Linked DNA regions of Homo sapiens: region 1 is linked to region 2. A link is a contact called in ENCODE Hi-C data. All regions are on one chromosome and are shown on one strand. Each heading gives the region's core, a stretch centred on a gene start or an enhancer-like site at or near the end of the contact. The rest is flanking DNA. Distances are from core to core; before and after follow the strand shown.

Region 1 (3,249 bases), core at 372-2,871, 3.0 Mb after region 2:
GACAAGGATTTATAAAATGCTCTATTATAGGCAGGTCGAAGGTGTTTTAACAATCCATAGAATGAATGGCCTCTGAGTCTGTAAAGGCATATTTTTTAAAAAAATACAGTAGCCAAATGTTTTCCTGTAAATGAAAAAACCAAAACCCCGAGAGAAACAAATTAACTTGAAGGTGTTTTCCAAGCCTAAAAGTAACCAAAGCCCCATAGGTTTGCTGAAGGAGACCGTCAAAACTCTAAACTGGTTTAGGTGAAATCCTCTCCAGGCATAGGTATCTCAGTGGAGGTCAGTTTCAGGCTGAGCTTTTTATGAAATCCGCCTAGAAAAGTAAGAGATGAAATGGAGCAAGGGAACTGGAACTTCCACAACTTTCTTTGCAGTGGAAGGTGACTCTCTTGACTTCTAGTATGGATTCCTTCCAGTCCCGTCCTCTTCCCCTTACAATACTCAATTTAATGTACTGAACTCCTCCTTCTGAATCTAGTGCAAAGTACAGTGGTGGACCCTCAGGGGATACCTGGATGGGGAGAGGCAGGGCGTGCATACAGGGCCAAGAATCCTTCGTTCCTGGGATTATAAGCACGGGAAGTCCAGCATCGCAAGCTTCCTGCCGCTACTGGGTATGGTGGTGCAAGGCACAGTCCCATCAGTGTCGATGTGAATGGAGTTGTGAAGTGCACAACTTGTCCAGCCCCTACGCCGAGGCCAGGCCTTTGTTCATGCAGTTGCCTAGTTCTGGTCCTTTGGCTACAAACTCAAAGCTGCCTGGCCAAGAGCCCTTTCACTCACTGTCCCTCTTTCTTCAACTTCTGTTATCCAAGACCCTCTATAGAATCATAGTGAGGGGGAGAGGAGTGCAGCTTCCCATACGGAAGGCGATATGTTTCCCTGACCCACGGATCTGGAAACTTCCGTGGGGCAGGGGCAACCGAGGGGTGCCACCTCTGCGGGCTCCCTGCAAGCTCCTCGGCCGTTCTGGGCAGGGCCGGGAGGGGCCACCAGGTGGCGCAGCCGGAGCCCAGCGCCCCAGCAGGTGCGGGCAGCGCGGAAAGTCCGCGAGTGGGAGTCCCGATGCCGGGCGTGGAGATGTGGGGGAGGAAGTCGGCGGGCGGGCGCCGGCTCCGCGAAGAGCTTCGGCCCTAGCAGATCTCACCGGACGAGCTCTGGCCTCGCGGCCGCCCCTCTACCACCCCTCAGCCCCAGCTCCCTCCCCGAAACCCCGGGCGCAGCGCGCCGGGCGTTCTGGACACGTCCGCCCGTCGCGCTGGTGTCCCGGGACTCCGGCCGACCCCGGCCCCCCTCCGCCCTCAACTTCCCTCGGGGTGTTGGGGCGACGGGCAGGGGCCTCTTTCCCAAGAAAGGACACAGGCGCTCCCGAGGGCCACGGCCGCCTCTACTCACCGCGGAGCCTCTCTCGCCTTGCCCAGGGTGCCCATGGCCGCGGCCCGCGCTCCCGGTGCCGGCTCACCTAGCGCGGCCGGGCGCGGCGCATCGCCCCCGCCACCACCGCCGCCGCCTGCCGGCTCTCTCCCCCCCGGGCCTCGTAGCCCCGGCGCCCGCCAGCCCTCGAGCCCGGCGAGCCCGACCGAGGTGCACCGCAGGCACAAACTTTGTGCGAGCGCGCCCCCTCTGCCTCGCGCGCGCGCTCACACCCGCCTGGCAACCACCTGACACGCTGATGCTGGCGGCTGCAGGAAACGTGCGGCGCCCCGCCGCTCTTCCCCGAAACCTGCCCCCTTTCCGCGGGTGCCCCGGCCTGCGCCTCGCGCGGTTCTCTCACCCCTGCCCGCCTTCGACCTCTCTTGGCCAAAGGGTTAAGTCTCAGGGGAGTTGGAGAGGAGCGGGCTCCCGGCTACCACGCCCGCGCCTTGCAGGGCACCTGTGCCCGTCGACCTCCACCTCAGCTCGGGAAACGGGCTGCGCCTAGCGGCTCCCATGGGACCCCCTTTCCCGCAGCCGACCCGCAGCTTCCACGCCTCTTCCTGCGGCCGCTGCTCGGAGCACTGCAGTGAGGACGCCTTCTCCCCTCCAGGGCCTCTCCTGTATATATCAGAGCGCGGAGTCCGGCAGGGGAAAGGAACGGAAAGACAGTTGTGAAGTTGCCTTAACCTGTGCCCTGGGGTCTCTAGGTAGCCGTCTGCAGGACTGGGCCGTAGACATGTGCCCTGTGCCCTGCGCCCTGCACCTTGGACGAGGGCTGCCTGTGTGGAGGTGCGCTCCACAGGCGTGATCCATATCTGGCCCAGACGCGGCCGCCTGGCGTCGGTGGGTGTAGGAGATGTGGGGACAACTTTCATACAACGTCAGTGCGCACAGAAGACCTGGCCAAGAGGGGCGGCCCATCCGCTGCTTGTCCAGGTGATAGTGCTGATAATCTCAATAGCTAATGATTGAGTGCGGTTGTGCTAAGTGCTTTCTATACATTACCTCATTTAATCCACTCTCCCTGATACAAAGAGATCACTGTTGTAAAGATGAGAAAATGAAGGTTTAGAGAATGCTATGCCTTAGATCATACAACTAATAAACAGCAGAGAGACCTCTGACTTGGACTGAGGTCTGTCTGACTCCCTGTAATCACTGCTGGACTGCCCTAATAACACACTCATTATCACGGCCACAGACCATAACTCTAGCCACAGTCATAGTTGTCTTCCTGGCCATAGTGTTCTGGACTTTAAAGCCTTCCTCTGTTTCATTTATATATTTCCTTATATTTATATGCTACCTTGTCCTTAAAACAGAATTCGAGATAGCTTACAAGAGCACATAACCTACAAAAAGAAGTGTGTGAAATGAAAAATGAGGCACACAAGATGGAGCCAAAAATGAACATCATTTGAAATAAATGCATCTCATAGAGTCAAATACCCTTGCTACAGGTGGGACCAAAATTTGTCTCCTGCATTTCTAGCAGTCAAGTTTAAAGAGAGGCCTTGTCTAAAGTTCAATTCCTATCACATGCAAGACCAAAAACAAAATTGCTCAAGAGAAGATCCCCCTTTCTTGATACTGAGACCAGCAAGAAATTTCTCCAGAGAATCCTCATGAACACTGGGTGATATAAAGAACCAAGTCCTCAGTCACAGCCACAGATGCAGAAGGGGCAGGTGAATGTCAGGAGAATATTAAATGATGACACTCTTTCTCACTCACTGGGTCTAAGGCTCAAACATTTTTAGAGTTATCTATTATACACCCTTCCTCATGTAAGCCCTACAACCTAAACAACCAAGTTGGCGGATGTCT
Region 2 (3,191 bases), core at 143-2,642:
CTCCCCTCCAATACTTCTAAGTCTTTGTTTGTTGTGCTTTACTTTAATCGTTAAACTTTTGGCAAGCGATGTAAATTTGAATTATTCACTTCCTGGGGTACTTTTAATTCTTAAAATAAGACACAATGGTTAAAGCTTAATCATTTATGTTACAGAGGACATTTACTGAACAACAATAATTATTGTGACATTATGGTCTAGTCTCCTAAAAATGACATTGAAGGAAAGGGAACCGGAATATTCCAGACACTACAGTAGGTCTGAAATCTCATATCAAGTCCTTAATAGGTCAAAACTTACAGCCAGTATCAATTACCTAAGGGACTTAACGAAAACGTTTATGAAATCTTCAATTGGATTACAAAAGCAAGCACATCGTTGCACTGTATCTAAGACACTCTACAGGGCAAAATCTCATGAAACAAGTATTTAAGTAGTCTAACTTTTTAATGTTGCTAGTGTGTTCCCTTCTGCCTCAGTTTATAGATTGAGTATGGAAATATTTAAGCAGGTTTGTTTTTGGTTTGTCAGTCACAGGACTTATTTAGACACTTAAATTTATGATTTGGTTACTACAGACATCAAACTCCTTTTGGAATACGGAGTATAGGGTAAGGTCACTCTAAAGCAATGATGAGAGTCCGAAGCAACAGCAACTGGATCTAGCATAAGACTAGTACAATTCGGTCTCTACCACGAAGAGAGATCTCTGTACTTGAGTGCCCAAAGGCAGAAACACACACATGCCATAAGCAATCCACATCTGTGAAGATGAGGGAGGGGTGGACTTCTTGGGATGGGCGGAAACACTTACAACTAGGGAGGAAGCCAGGCTGCGGCGGACCCAGCTGACCAAAGGAACTACAGAAGAGGACGAAGAAAGCGAGGGGGAAAGGGCGAGGGTTATTAACTGAGTTGATGGAATAAGGTAGTGGCTCCAAACTTCACGGCTCATTAGAGCTTGAAAAAAAAAAATCAGACGCCGGGTCGCACAGAAGTAATTAAACCAATCCCTCTGGCGGTGGGGCCCAGGCGTCGGTACTTTTTTTAATTTCCCACTTGAATCCAATGGGAATCCAAGTTTAAGGGCTAGAAGACCAGAGAGCGACAGACAGGGAGGAGGCGCGCCAGCCAGGGGCCGAGGCACATGCGGGCCGGCAACAGCGAAGGCTCCGCCTCTTCCTGTGGCTCGGAGGAGCCGCGGAACCCCCAACGCGCGACTCAGACGGAGACACCCACTCTTTCGGCGCTAGCGGCGGCTGGAAGGGACGAGAGCCTGGCCTAGGAGGAAGGAGGCGGCTCCAGGACCGCATTACCTGATCAGAGCCGCGACCCTCATGCTGGGCGCAGTGCGCGTGCGTGCGGCGAGCGCGGGCGGGAGCCAGGAGGTCGCGCCGCAGCTCGCGTGACGCACCGCGGGGCCTCGCCCGGGTGTTCGCTCCGCCGCCTGTCCGCGGATCGGCGCTGCGAGCCCCGCGGCTGCCTGCGGGACACCTGAGCGCGGAGGGTGCGGCACCTTGGCACCTTGACCCTGTGGCAGGGACATCTCGGCCCAGGAAAGAATGAGGTTTAGGCACGGCCTAACCACCTAAGTGAGGGCACTGAAGCTGCCGGGGGAAGGGCAAGGTCCGCGTTGCAGAGCCCAAGCCCAGTGGCGCAGGATTTGTTTTGGTAAGAGGGGATTTAGCGTCCCAATTGCTGCAAATTGACACAGTTGCGGACGTGCAAGCGCAGAAGAAATTTGTCCTTCCTCACCCCACAGAACAGAAACAACTGTACACTTCTGCTTTTTAACTTACATCTCCTCTGTCCTCCAAACCTGTGTGTCCAGATGTGAAACTCAGATCCCCAGGGGCTGTGGTAATTTTTAAATCTGGGGCTAGCCCCCCCCACCTCTAGGCCCTCTGTGGCTTTGGCTCTTGGTCAAGCTTGTGTATTTGACAAGGCCAGGCCAGGCTCTTCACCAAAGAGCAATGGCCTTGCAGAAAGAAAATCTAGCTTCTAAGTTTATTTGCCAAGTATGTATTGAGTGCCTTTCGTGTACCAGGCACTGTTTTAGACTCTGTGGATACAACCGTAAATAAAACAAAAACCCGGCATTCCGGGCATAGAGCTTAAATGGGGATGGAGAGAACAGACAATACATATCTTAAAGGTAAATAGTCTGTTGAAGAGTGAAAAGTGCTATTGGAAAGGGGCGGGGTGCGGTGGGGGAGAGTCAGGAGAGAGGTGGAGAGGCAAATTGCAGAATTAAATCGTGTCTATGTAGGCCTTATTGGTAAGATGAGAGTTGAGCCAATTTAAATAAGGAGAGTTCGCTATGTGTATGATTGGGGTGTGCTCCAGACAAGAAAAAAAAATCGAAGGCTCTAGGTGCGTTGTGTGTTTGTGGAAGATTAAGGCAGATCCGTGTTGCTGGAGCAGATTGAGCAAAGCAGAGAGTAGTGGAGAGCAGGTTAAGGTGATGGAGGGGAAGGATTATATAGGGTCTTGTAGGTAATTGCAGACTTTTGAAGGGTGTGACTTAAAATTTTAAAAGGATTGCAGTGTTGAGAATCCACCTATTAGGAAGCTGTTACAGTGTTCCAGTAGAGAGATGGCGGAGCCTAGAATCAACATGGTGAATTTGGTGAGAAGTAAGAGGATTCCAGCTCTATTTTGAAGATAGAGCCAATAGAATCAAATTCGATATGGGATACAAGAGAAAGAAAGTCATGAGGGATGATGCCAAAGGCATGAATTAAGTAAGTTAATATATGTAGGGAACTTAAAATTATGCCAGGTACATAGTAAGCATTCAATTTTATTTTGACATTCTCAACTCTAATAGTAGGGGTGACTAGAGCAGTGACAGTCTACATATCAGTTTTAGCGTCTAGAATCATACAGCTTTAAGATTTTGCAGTTATGAATATTTACCAAATGAGTCAAGTATTTAAGAAGTTTGCAGTCTAATTGGAGGAGATAAATACGTGAAACACACTTAAAATGATACAGCTCCAATGAGTGGAAGAAGCACCAGGGCTCTCGTCTCATGCCGAATTGGGTAAAATGACACAGACACACATGGAGTGGTTTTAAGGGGTGGAGAATTTAATAGGCAAGAAAGAAGGGTGAAGAAAGGAAGAAGCTCCCCTGTAGAGACACATGGAAGTGGGCTCCAAAGCCTAGAGAGGAAACCCCCAGTGCTG

The links. Hi-C counts contacts between places; a loop is a spot of excess contacts on that map. Pooled maps may share reads with other maps.
Region 1: a loop to region 2 is called in a pooled map, with 10 times the contacts of the local background. The contact joins the promoter of RASGRP1 here to the promoter of DPH6-DT in region 2. A Hi-C loop is called at or near these places in 5 of 50 pooled maps.

The regions. Positions count from the first base shown.
Region 1 is chr15:38,563,193-38,566,441 of GRCh38, forward strand. RASGRP1 (RAS guanyl releasing protein 1) reads right to left here and starts at 1,622. Exons shown (of 17, transcript NM_005739.4): 1 at 1,402-1,622. The coding sequence starts at 1,436. RefSeq lists silencers at 919-1,118, 1,129-1,348, 1,379-1,618, 1,779-1,828 and enhancers at 1,686-2,197, 2,039-2,228.
Region 2 is chr15:35,544,803-35,547,993 of GRCh38, forward strand. It overlaps DPH6-DT (DPH6 divergent transcript), which reads left to right and starts at 1,393. Exons shown (of 3, transcript NR_038251.1): 1 at 1,393-1,671. It overlaps DPH6 (diphthamine biosynthesis 6), which reads right to left and starts at 1,363. Exons shown (of 9, transcript NM_080650.4): 1 at 1,317-1,363. The coding sequence starts at 1,339. RefSeq lists an enhancer at 364-1,298 and silencers at 1,346-1,485, 1,786-1,835.